Linked DNA regions of Homo sapiens: region 1 is linked to region 2. A link is a contact called in ENCODE Hi-C or POLR2A ChIA-PET data. All regions are on one chromosome and are shown on one strand. The core of a region is the stretch at or near the end of the contact, and the rest is flanking DNA. Distances in the headings are between cores, read along the strand shown. Region 1 has its middle 48 kb from the start of MIR3937. Region 2 has its middle 58 kb from the start of LINC01283.

The links. A loop is a pair of places that touch in the nucleus more often than their neighbours do. ChIA-PET counts read pairs that join two places held with the same protein, here RNA polymerase II (POLR2A). Pooled maps may share reads with other maps.
Region 1: a map of GM12878 shows a loop between it and region 2 (7-fold over the local background). The contact joins two enhancer-like sites. A Hi-C loop is called at or near these places in 1 of 168 maps with a recorded cell type or tissue (GM12878), 7 of 37 single-sample maps with no recorded cell type and 13 of 50 pooled maps. POLR2A ChIA-PET finds 5 or more read pairs at or near these places in 1 of 52 experiments (H1).

The regions. Positions count from the first base shown.
Region 1 is chrX:39,610,422-39,616,755 of GRCh38, forward strand. No RefSeq gene overlaps it. Among named protein-coding and RNA genes, the nearest start is that of MIR3937, 48 kb to the right of the region's middle. RefSeq lists an enhancer at 4,150-4,349. Within about 2 kb of position 3,155, at least 5 of the 41 ENCODE cell types and tissues checked have a DNase peak (open chromatin) inside an H3K27ac peak, as active enhancers do; they include GM12878, where a contact is called at or near this core.
Region 2 is chrX:39,489,084-39,495,637 of GRCh38, forward strand. No RefSeq gene overlaps it. Among named protein-coding and RNA genes, the nearest start is that of LINC01283, 58 kb to the left of the region's middle. Within about 2 kb of position 3,653, at least 4 of the 41 ENCODE cell types and tissues checked have a DNase peak (open chromatin) inside an H3K27ac peak, as active enhancers do; they include GM12878, where a contact is called at or near this core.

The DNA.
Region 1 (6,334 bases), core at 1,905-4,404, 120 kb after region 2:
GTTGATAATGGTCATCTCTCCCCAGCAGGCTCACCATTCCTCAAGGTCAGGGACCCAAGTCTTATTCATTTGTCATTCTCAGCACCTACACCTAGAACAATGCCCATAAATGGACTTTGTTTCGTAGATGTTTGTTGAATTAATGAATGACCTCAATCATTTGTGCATTGTTTTTGCCAGCCAAGGCAGTGGCTTGAAGAGACAGCAGCAAAAGAGTTAAAAGTCAGGAAATGAACTAGACTTTGGGATAAAGCCCCAATAATTTCTATCTTACCAGAAATCCTCTTCCCTGAAAATCTGCGGGCTGTAAATTAAGATCTGAATTGTTGTTTTGAGTGCAGCTTTCTCCAAACCACAGATTTGCAAACACTTCTCTTCCCAGTAGTTTGAGGCTGCACAACAGTCTTGTGCTATTAAATGTTGCTGAAAAGTGGGCTGAGACCACTAGGTCTCTTGTGAAAATTGCCAGACTTGTGGACGGATGGTGTGGGATTTAGCAAGATGCCTCTTCCCTGTCACCAGGAACAGCCCAGACATGAAGAGGCACTGGGGAAGGAGAATCTCTGACCTCCTGTTACCCACTAGAGCTGCAGGTGGCAGGGGGTGGTGGGGTGTGGTGTGGGACGGGCAGGTGGAAGGGAAGGGGAACGGGAGACTGGAGTCAGCAGGCGGCCTCCCAAAGTGGAGAATCCAGGTCCACGGTCCCCTTGCTTGTTCCGCTCCACATTCCTACAGCAGCTTAGGGAAAGTCATTTAAACTCTGTGCTCCAGTTGCTCGAAGCGTTGACTGGGAATAAATGTGCTACACAGCACTGCAGCTTCCTAAAGCCAGGTGGATCTTCATGCAGCAATTTCAAACTCGTGGCAGGAAGAGCAAGGCCTAAGCCAAGAAAAGCCACAGTGGAAGTTTTAAAAGATGGTGTGGAGGGGGTGTCACAATAGACACAAAAACGCCCGCTCCTAACATCCCCATAACAGCCATCCCAGTAGAAGCACACCACCGTGTTCCTGCAATTTTTCCTGGCCATGTTGGAGAGATTTTGGATGCCTGAAATTTGTCCTTGTAGAATCAAGGGTGAAAGGCACTGTGATGACTTTGAGCAGACCCCTTCATCCCCCACTCGCTGTACAGATGAGAAAACCGACGCTCACGGTCCTTACACGCTTTTTTCAAGGGCACACCCCTGGACTCCCCAAGCCCAGCCCAGCGCCGTCTTATCTCACACCATGGTGCTCCTTGCTAATCCATATATCTGAGCACACCACAGCGTCCTCTCCAAGTCACTGATGACAAAGGCCATTTTTCACAGGGGGATATAATCTGCTAAAATCTTCTCCTGCATTCCAGAGTAAGAGCTCCCATATTTCATGGAGCAGGTTAATCACAAATATCAACTGATGAAGTAGCAAGAGAGGAAAGAGAAGGAACCCTCTGGGTCCATGAAAACTTTTGAAATGGGACCCGTTTTGCTTCCCCTGTTTATGCAACAATAAAACATCCTAAAAGCTTGCAACATTTAGCAAAACTCTCTAAAATACCTGGATACAAAATAATATGCTCTTTAAACCAATAGACAATTTATTTAGGAAAGATAATTGATGAGTTATTTATATTAGTCCCCAGTGTCCAGCGCCACCATCATTGAGATGAAGTGCTCAGGACAGAGTGAAATCCCTTAATTACTCTCGTATGTGTTGCGTGTTGCAGGAAAGAAAACATAATGCAAAGTGCTTATATATTTCAGCAGCATAATAGCTTGATGAAGATTTCTAAATTTTTCAAAATGTCATTTCTTTCCAAAAGATGGATTATTTCTGTTGGGGTTTAGTCTACCTAATTATTCCTGCCTTGATTACTTAACTACTCCAGATATTTCATCCCTCCATGCTCTTATCACGTTCGGTATGTTAGAAGAACCGAGGCAGCTTATTAGCACAAAGTAGACAATCCTGTTTCCTGGCAGTTAGTGTGGGCGGGTGGGTTACACAGTGGAGCACTAGAGCCTCTCCAGCGCAGCCTCTATTCACTTGCAGTGGCCTGGGCTCGTCTGAGGCATGTGCTGTCAGAACTTTATTGCCTCTCCTAGACCAGTGTCCACCCTTCCCCCATCCCAGGAGCCAGAGCACGTGAATTCCCCTTTGCTCTCCAACTCTCTTTCTTGTACACGACACAAACCTTGAGTATGGGCTCTGCATTTCTCTAGAGAGCTGCTTCTCAAACTTCAGCCCAGAGGGCTTGTTAAAACAGAATGGCGGCCAGGTGCGGTGGCTCACGCCTGTAATCCCAGCACTTGGGGAGGCTGAGGCAGGTGGGTCACCTGAGGTCAGGAGTTGGAGACCACCCTAGCCAACATGGCAAAACCCTGCCTCTACTAAAAATACAAAAATTAGCTGGGCATGGTGGTGCATGCCTGTAATCCCAGCTACTTGGGAGGCTGAGGCAGGAGAATCGCTTGAACCTGGGAGGCAGAGGTTGCAGTGAGCTGAGATCGTGCCACTGCACTCCAGCCTGGGCGACAGAGCAAGACTCTGTCTAAAAAAAAAAAAAAAAAACCAGAGTGGTGGGGTCCCACGTCCCACTCCCCAGAGTGTCTCAGTCAGGAGGTCTAAGCTGGGGCCAGAGAATATCCCAGGTGATGATGCAGTTGGTCCAGGGACCACAGTCGGAGTAAGACAATTTTTTTTCCTTTTAAAATACTTTACAAATTTCATGCTGTGGTTATTGTCTGTATTAAACCGGAAATTGGGAGGTAATAGCATTTATTTGTTTGAGTTTGTAAATATCCAGTGTCCAGCTCTAGATTCAATGAGCAAAATAACTATTTAGGTAAAAGGTAAGGACCTCACTGAGGAAGGAAGGAAGGAAGGAAGGAAGGAAGGGAGGGAGGGAGGGAGGGAGGTTGGATGGGAGGGGAGGGGAGGAAGAAAGAGAGAAAGAGAGGAAGAAAAAGATATACGCAGTTGGAAAAGCCAGATTCTAGAACATCTCTGGAAGGTGTGATTCTAAAGCAAGCACAGCTCCACGGCTGGACTACAAGGAATGTGGCTTTTCTCTGTGTTTTCCTACTGCACGGGGCTAGCAGGGGTCGATTATCCTACCAACCTGAGTCATTCTTCACTAACGCGGGGGGCGATGGGCAGAGGGCAAGCCGGGAGGCCAGTGCCTGCCCGGGGCGCACCTGTCACGCTGAGGGAGGGCAGCCCGCGCCCTTTGGCTGATCCCACTGCCTGGAAACGAGCCAGACTCCTCTGCCTTTGAAATCCTGTTCCTTGGAGCAATCCCGGCTCGCTAGGTTTAATTGTTTCGTCTCTTTTTTTCTGGTTTATGAAGCCGCCCCGCCTGAAGTCCGCCCCTTGCGCAGCGGCCCGGAAAGGTGGGAGGAGTGCAGGCTGCGCTCCCCGCTCGGGGAGAGTCGGTTCCTATTTCCTGATTATAAAGAAGCATTCTTTGGGAGCTGATGAATTGCGGCGGGGCTAGGGCCGGCAGGACGCGCACCTGTGATGCTCTGCAGCCGCCGGAGTCTGTTTATGCATCAAATGTGCCCACAGATTTTTCCTGGTGCTTGGGGAGACGGGGGAGGCGGTGCGGGCAGCCTCCCGCCCCCCCGCTCCCCCCCGCCAAACACACACACACAGGTTTGAAAGCCTCTGAGACCTTGCTACTAAAAATGTGGTCTACGGACCAGCAGCATCACCTGGGAGCTTGTTAGAAATGCAAATCTCGGGCCCGCCTAGACCTACTGAATCAGCATCTGCATTTTAATGAATCCTGGGGTAATTCCCTATTTACGTTAAAGTTTGAGAAGCGCGACGCAGGGGTCCACGGCAGAGAAAAGGTTAAGAACTCTGATCTCAGACAAGGAAAGGGAGGAAAGAGGAGGGAAAGTCCAGTCCCGGATTTGGAAGGGGGAGCGGAGGGTTAACCCTGAGGTTTACCGCTGGAGTGGAAGACAGAGAAATTAACATATGGAGTGAGTTAGCGGAGAGGTCGTTGAAATTGGGAGTAAACACAGGCAGGGGACAGCTCAGTTTGCCCAGGGGGAGGGGTGGAAAGAGAAGAGATGGGGTTAAGTGGGTGCCACCCACACTCCCAGGAAAGTTGGGTAGGTTGCATGCTGTGACCTTTGGCTCCTCCTCCCGCGTGTTTTCTGAGACTCAACCAACACATTTTGGCACGCACACAGGGTAGACCACAAAACAGCAGAGGCCAGAGCTTGAGGGCAGGCGTGGAGCCGAGGTAAAAAGCACCTGGGAGTTTCTTAATAAGCAGGCTGACGTGGTGAAAAAAATTCTAATGCAGGAAGAAAGAGAAAGCACGTGGTCATAAAAAGTGTGCCCTGGCATCCTACATCCATACCCAAGAGGACATGCCTGGCAGAGAGTGCACCCGTGGAGCCAGGGTGACTGCAATCCTCTTGGGCCCAGATCAGCTCCTGTCTGTGCCCAAGAACCAGCTCGCTCTCCATTTTCTGCACTAGGGGAGGAGAGAAGAAGTCCTGAGAGTGTTAAAGAGCAAGTAATCCAAAAAGAAATGACATGGATTTGGCATAAGGGCCTTTCTAGGCCCCCATCTGACACCCTCTTGCCCTCACTTACTGTCAGCGCTGCTGGAACCAGGTGGTGGTGGTGAGGGAAGGAAACTTGAGTTACAGCTCCAAAGCAGGAGAGATACTTTCCAAATCTGAAGTAGGTGACACACTTCCAGACACCCCTCTATGGCTCTTTCTTCAGTCCTGTTCAACATTTTTTTGCAAGGGGCAGATGGACCAATGTAAGACAAACACCTAGCTGGGCGTGGTGGCTCTGCCCGTAATTCCAACAGTTTGGGAGGCCGAGGCAGGCGGATCACTTGAGGTCAGGAGTTCGAGACCAGCCTGGCCAACATGGTGAAAACCAATCTCTACTAAAAATATAAAAATTAGCTGGGCATGGTGACGCACGCCTATAGTCCCAGCTACTCGGGAGGCTGAGGCACAAGAATCTCTCTTGAACCCGGGAGGCAGAGGCTGCAGTGAGCTGAGATTGTGCCACTGCACTCCAGCCTGGGTGGCAGAGTGAGACCCTGTCCCCAAAAAAAAAAAAAAAAAAAAAAAAAAAAAAAAAAAAAGACACACACCTATCAAATTTCTGGTTGCCCCAAGCTGGCAGAGCAATTAAAAGACTGGATAATCTACTAGGATTCCAGTGATGTTCCCACAGACTGTTACAATAGAGATAGTCGCATCAGTATTTTTATTCATTCATTTATTTATTTTCCTCTGCATCCTCTTGTATAAAGGTTTTGAGACGATTTGCAGAAATTATAGTAAATTACATTCAAATATTTAAATAAAAATGCAAAAGTCGTATTCCGTTCTAGTACCAATTAAAATTAGCAGTCAAGACTGATGGGAATGGTGACATTTGATAGGGAAAAATATAAAGTCCTAGCCTCGATCCAGGAAGCAGAAGTCCAGGTATAGGATGTGAGGAATGTGTCTTAGTGACATCTTGGATGAAAAAAAGCTGTAATGGCCACTAAATTCAGTATAAGTAAAGAGTGGGGGATGGTGGCCGGAGAAAAAAGAATCCTGCTATAGGCTACAGTCAGATGTAATTGTCTATGAAAAGGGAAATGATAGTCCCACTCTTGTCAAGACCACTCCTGGCACATTCCGCTCAGTTCTGAAAGTCATACTTTGAAAAAGTCATTAGCAAACTGGACGTATTCAGAAGACAGCACCCTGGAGAGTGAATGATCATGAAACATGAAGCATAGAAGTAGACTATGTCCTAGCTCCTGTGTCGAGTACCAGAGGAATAACATCACAAAAATACATGGCCATAAACTTACAGCCCAGTGAATGAATCAGATAAATAAGTAAACACCAGGAAAAGAGCAGGCTAAGCCAGACTATGGAATCTTGGAAGAAATTGTGGAAATTATGAAACATTTTGGACTGGGTGACATCCAGCATTTATCACTCTCAACAGCTGAAGAAATGAGTGTCTCTATCTTACAAGGGGAAATCCAAGCAGTACATCTGCTATGGGGTACATGGATCTAAGAATCTGACCATCACGGCTTAAACAAATAAGATATAGTTTGCTCATGCGACAAGAAAAGAGGAAGTAGGCAAATATCTGTCCAAGAATGTCAGCACCTTAGTCTCTGCGATTCTTTTGGTCCCTCCCTCATGGTTACAAAATGCCTGCTACTGCTCTTGCCTTCATGTCTACCTTCTAGCAGGAAGAAGAGGAAAGAGCAGCACCTGTATCAGGGGAATAAAAACTTTCCCAGGAACCCACAGCAAACTTCTGTTTAGAGTCATCAGCCTAAAGTGTGGCCCATGGT
Region 2 (6,554 bases), core at 2,403-4,902:
GAGGGCAGAAAAGTGTTCCCCTAAAGGTTTAAAATGTGGAAGGCCAGGATATGCAAGCAGGCTCAAAGCTAGGTGGGGAAGGAGGGGACATCCAAGACACAGGCTCTCTCAGCGTCTGGGAAGTTGCCATAGAACAATCAGAGCTTCAGCATGCAAGATATCTTCTTGTTCCCCACTCCTCTTCTCAGAGATTCATTTGCAAGCCACCAGAGTTCTGCGGGGGCTCTTGCCATGTAGCAGTTGTTCTTATTTTGCCAGGACAGAGCTCTTAAGCCAGCAAGGACCTGCAGGTGGGACTCAAGCCACAGGAGCTGCAGGGCCAGTGATGACGTTCCTGCTCAGTGCCGGGGCAGGGAATGCCCACTTCCCTCCATCATCAGCTTTCCCATGTGAGCCATAGCCAGCCTCCAACCTCAGCCCTCTTCTGACAGACTGGGGCTGCCCACAGCTCTGTCAACCCCTAAAGGGCCTTGGGCTTCTGCCTGTCCTTCCAGGCCACCAGTGGCACACACCTGACTGAGACATGGAAGTGGGCCTCAGCATGGCCTGATGGCACTGTGGCCCAGCCATCCTGAATACTCACCTGATGAAGGAGGCAGGAATTCAAGATGGCTGATGTGCTGGGTTGAATAATGTCCCCCTCCCAAATCCATATTCACCCAGAACCTCAAAATGTGGTCTTGTTTGGAAATGGGTGCAAAGGTCCTTTCCCACTGGCGTAAGTCCAGTGAGACAGAACACTCACATAAGTCGAGCAAAGCAGGTTTATTACTCACAGAGTAATAGGCAGAAATAAAAAAGAGAAGCCTAGGACCCACAGTAAGCCAGTCCCCCAAGGCTCAGGAAAGCTGCTCAGGGTGGATGGAGTCTCTTCTGCATGTGCCCCATGTCACGTTGCAGCTGAGGGGCCCTAAAAACACTCGGTCCTGGATTTTATACCTGAACATCACTGGAATTGCTGAGAATAAGCATTACAGGAGAGCCTGTTCTAGAAGGACTGAGGACAGAGCCCAGGCTGTTCCAGACAGTTCTTTCTTATCAGAAGACATTGCATTCTTGGCATATTCTCCAATTATTCTGAGAACTATAAGCTGCTGGGTGGAGGGGAGTTAGGTCAGCCAAGGCCACCTGGGGACCTGTCCTCCTGCAATAGGGTCTTTGTAGATGCAATCAAGTTAAGATGAAGTGGACCCTAAATCCAATGACGGGTGTCCTTATAAGAAGAGAGAAGTTTGGACACAGACACACATAGAGGGAAGATCACCATGTGAAGATGGAATCTCAGATTGGAGTGATGCGTCTGTAAGCCAAGGAGTGCCATGGGTTGCCAGCAACCACCAGAAGCTGGAAGAGTTAAGGAAGGATCCTCCCCTAGAGTCTTCAGAGAGAGGATGGCCCTGCTGGCACTTGGATTTTGAATTTCTGGTCTCCCGATTTGGGAGAGCATCAATCTCTGTGGTTCTAAGCCATCCAGTTTGTGATATTTTGTTACAGCAGCCCCAGGAAACTAATTCAGCCTGCTTGGCTGCCTGCCCCACCCATCCCTAGCTCCAGTGGATTCTGGCTGGGCCTTGGGGCCTCTTGACTGATCTGGATTTCAGTGCATTAGACAAGGGGAACAGGCAGCTTTGCCTCATGGGCGTAGCCCCACAGAACTGGAATGACTGGAACCAAAACCACAAATCTTCTTCCCCCTTTAGTTCTCAAAGGGCCACCATCTCCACCCCCAAGCCCACCTCAACCCTCCAGCCCCTTGGTACAGCCCTGCCATCTGGACCATGACTGTCTTGAAGGTGTCACTCTTGGAAAAAGTCAACAATCTCACATCTAAGGGCACTATTCCCACTAAAGATCTAGGGGAGCAGGTACAAACCAAGGGTCCCACAGTCTGTGTCTGGCCTCTCCAGCACGGTTTAAAAAAATGCAAATTGGTAGCCAATGTTTAAAAATAGAAAGATTTTATACTAAACATTTTGTCCATTTCTTCTTCAAAATTAGAAAATCTGTCCTCACCTACTAAAGCCGAGAAGCGGATGGCTCCCTTTTGGGTCTGGACATCCCCACTTAGCTTTCCACAACCCCAGTGCTCCCTATAACTCACTTCCAGTGAGGCCAGCTATCAGTTGCCATAAATCATTTTTTTTCATTTTGTGGGTCTGGTATGGTGCTATTAAGAGGAGAATGAAATATTTCCTATACCCATGTCTCTATCAAAGGTGCAGAAAAGAAAGGGCTGTGTCTTTAAAGGAAAATGGTAGTGAACATATATCTTGGTGGAATTGGAGACTCTTCTTATGTCATTACTATGCAAAGCATTTCCCCACAGAACACAACAAAGCCAAGGATGCCATTCTGGAATGAAAAAAGAAGGAAAAACCAGCCTGCTCATTCCCTTACATCCCTGTCCCATCCCTGTAGGAGGCTGACTTTGCAACTCATGCCGAAAAGACTAAAGGTTCTCGAATTTTCTCTTTCCAAGCTTCCCGACAACATGGCCCTAACCAGGGTTCTCTCTGATCTCTCTCCAGTCTCCCCCGAATTCAACGGGACTTTTCAGAGGAAACGTGATAAAGTTTGCAAAGTGCCACTTCCGCTTTTGAACAGCTTTTATGGTCTCTGCTGCCTACATAAAGCCCCGCCCCCTTATCCACCAACTCCTCCCTCCCATGCAGCCTCATTCTCCACTCCCCACCCCCAGTTAACTCCTCGACCCACCCTGCTTAGCCTGGCTCAGCCATATCTAACTGAGCAGACGCTACTGACACCAACAGAGTGTTTACCTCTTTGTGCCTTTGAGCTAGCTTTTCCTTCCATCTCAAATGCCTTTCTTTATGAAATTGAGGTCTTGCTGGCCTCATTATCTCACCCAGCTCAGGAGCTTGAGGATGTCATGGCAGACTCCCAGAAGTCAAATTTTCATGCAGGCCTCTAGATTCCTGGAAAGATGACTTCAAAACCTTAGAGTGTTTAATCGTGCCATCTTAGGGGATTTACTGTGCTTCTCTAATAATAGATGATGGCCGGAACTTGGCCTAGCCTCTGGGAGCAGAGCAAAGACTCCCAGGAGGCAGGGTTCTCCCCTCACCCACATAAGAAGGGTAGCTGAAGAGGGAGAGTTCTGGCAAATCCTGTGTTTGAACCTAGCACTGGGGATGTCAGTTCTGGACACCAGTCCCCAGAAAACTCAGTCTAAGTGATACTGTTTGGGAGTCTGAGAGTTTTGTAATCATTCTGAAATCAAACAACATAATTTCAGTGGTAATTACTTGAGGAGGACAAAATCATTGAACCTCAGAGGCAATAAAACCTCAGTGACCTGGAAACACAAAGACAGCTGTGGGCATCATGACAGCCTGGAGCTTGGGGGTGAGGATGAAGAGTGGACTGGGGCAAAGATAGCAACTGCAGGAACTTACTGGCAAAGAGAGGAGTCTGAGTGCCCCTGGAATTGTCACCTAAGCTCCTAACACTCCCCTTCCTATCATCTAGCCTCCATCTGCTAACAAACTCCTACTCACCAGCTATGCCCCAGGTGGAATATTTGCTCCTCTGGGAAAGTTGCCCAGATCAGTTTTCCTTTTCCTGTCCTCCAACTTGACGGCTTTCGTAATACCTTTGCTGCCTGAAGCTCAGTACAGTAGGCACCCCATCAAACAGTCCTTCCTCCTCCGTCCCCTTGCCACCACAAATTACCCACAGGCTTCACTTCCCTAATGGTGCACTCATATTTCTTGTTTTCTGTGGCAGCCCTTTGATAAAAAGCCAGTTCTCCCTCTTAGCTATTCTCTGCTTTGGACTAGGTACTTTGGACTTTCTGGAACAAACTTGCTTCAGCCGAGGCACAGACTCAATTCCCCTTTGCTCCATGCTCTGTAGCTGTGTGCCGACTCAGCTACTCCCGCACACAGCCCTGGCTTCCAGAACTGCAGCCTGGGCCCAGTTCCAAGGGCCTTGGTTGCACAGTGTGGGATAGTAGAGATCTCAGCAATCAGGGCCATTCCCACCTGCATGTTCCTGCTGCTCATTCATCCTGCATCTCATTTCTAGTACCTCCTTGTATCTTTGTCTTTCTTGCCAACCTGTGCTTCTCAGAGGCCGAGACTCTGTTTTATCTTTCTATGTCTCTTCAAAACTTCATATGAGGCCTGACATCTAACAAATTATGATAGGTAATATTGTTTGTCCATCATTCTTTACTCCTTGTCCCTGACACTTTTTACTGTGGACAAAGTATATTTCCCCATCCTCTGACTCTGAGCTTGGTCATGGAAATTGCTTTGGCCAGTGGAATGTGGGTGAAACTGATAGTGTGTCAGCTACAAGTTAAAGCTTTAAGCTTCTGCCAGCCCTCTTGAAGCTTCTGTCCTCTGTTATGAAATAAGCATGCTCCAGGTAGCCATTGCTATTTCAGCCAGGGTCTCAGAATAAATCTATGTGGAGCAAGTATGAATCCAAACTGAAGTCTGGATTCAAATCTAGCATGGCTTGAACTGTAGCCAACCTCCACATTTGTGAGTATGAAATAAATGTTTGCAGTCGTAAGTCACTGACATTTGGGAGTTGTTTGTTACACAGCATGATTACAGGAAAAACTAATTAATACACAGTCCCTAAGGAACACTTCTGAGGGATAAACCAGTGGGGAACAAATAAGTGAAAGTAAAACTTACTCTCAAGAGACTAAGCTTAGCTCCAAATATAATTCACAGTAAATCAGTGGTTCTCAAAATGTGTACCCCAGCCCAGCAGCATCCATGTCACCTGGGGATTTTTAAGAAATGCAAATTCTGGGGCCTCTCCCCACACCTACTGAATCAGAAACTCTAGAGGTGGGGCCCAACAACCTGTATTTCTATAAGCGCTAGAGGTGATTCTAATAATCCACCCTTAAGTTTGAGAACCTCTGCAGTTACTGCTGAACTAGAACAGCTTCCTTCAGTCTAGGAATCATTCATTTCCTGAAATGCAGACATTCCAGAATTTTAAATGATAAAGCCCAATTAACCTAATGCCTTGACCATCTCCAATATCATCATCCCATTTAATCAAAGGTGACCTGAGACATTCCATCCAGGTACAGAACTTCCTAGTCCAGTGGCTCTCAACTTCAGCAGCATAATAGAATATCTTAGAAACTTTCAAAAATCCTTATGCTCAGGTCACACCCACACCAATTAAAACAGAATCTCTTGGGATGACACCCAAAATTCAGAATTGTTTAAAGCTTTCCCAGGTGATTCCAATGTGCAGGCAAGGTTGAGAATGGCCTTTCCATTTTCAAGGGACCGGGGCTGGCTCTGCAGCTGCCTGCTCTCATTTTCCACCATGCAAAGCATGGTGCATGGCCCTCCTTCCCCAGGTCTTCAGAACCTGAAGGCTTATTAGATATCCTATGACTTGGTGCATTTGCAGCAAGTTTAAGAGACTGAGTCTGACCAGGGAGGGCTTGGGGAAGCACAGAACACTGGCTATAAAGACATGGAGTAACTTCAGTTAGTCATTCATTCTTCCAACATATCCAGAGTACCTTCCACATGCCAGGCAGTATGCTAAGCACTTGCAAGTCTTAACAGCTGCAAAACTAAGCCAAGCAGGCTTGGAAGGTGAGGGCCTGTGTCTGCACAGAGGACCCCACGGGAGCTTGAGCACTGAAGCATCACTTACAGCAGTGGGTTCCCAGCCAGGAGGCAAGTGCCCAGGCCCCAGTCTGGAGGCCAAATGGCTGGCCACCCTCCATCTCAAGGGAGCTAGTCTGGGAAGCTTAATTTCACCCCTACCCTCCACTCCTCTCCAGCATAAGCTACAGGGAGCAAGGGCCTTTCTCTCTGGAAGGGCTCCCCATTGCCTTTCCCTCAGCTCTTCAAAATTCACGATAAACCTTCTCCTCACCCCCTGAAGACCCCTTTCTTGGTGAGCCATCTTAGGCACCGTTCCCCAGAAGCAGACCTTGAGCTGTAGATTCTGATGTGAGTGATTTCTGATGGAAGTGCTCCCAGGGGAAACTGGTAAGGGAGTGAAAGAAGCAGGACAAGTGAGCGGATTAAGCCAATTGAGTGTGCAATGTTGGGACCACTTCCACAGAGGGGAGCTCCAGCCTGAGCCTACTAGATAGACCCAAGGCAAGAAAGCTGGCCTTTCCTACACCTGTGCCCAACAATCATTGGTGCTCAGCAAGGGACCATCCTGTGGCCAGGTGAAGGAGGCAAACTCCTATGCATGTCATCTCTCTATGTCTTCAGGCAAAGTGGCTTTGGCAGCCTAAGAGCAGGCATGCAAAAGGAGGACCACAGGTACAGTCCCTTGGAAGCAAAACCACCTCAAAGCTACAGGGAGGGGCATGCAGAAATGGTAGCAAGGATCAAAGGAGGGGTTACCAAATTTAGCAAATAAAAATCCAGGATGGGTAGTTTACATTTGATTTCAGGTAAATGACAAATCTTTTTTTTTTTTATAAGTATACCCCATGTGCTATTTGGGATATACTTATACTAAAAATATTATTTATCTGAAATTCCCTGTAACTGGCCATCCTGTATTTTACCTGGCACCCCTAG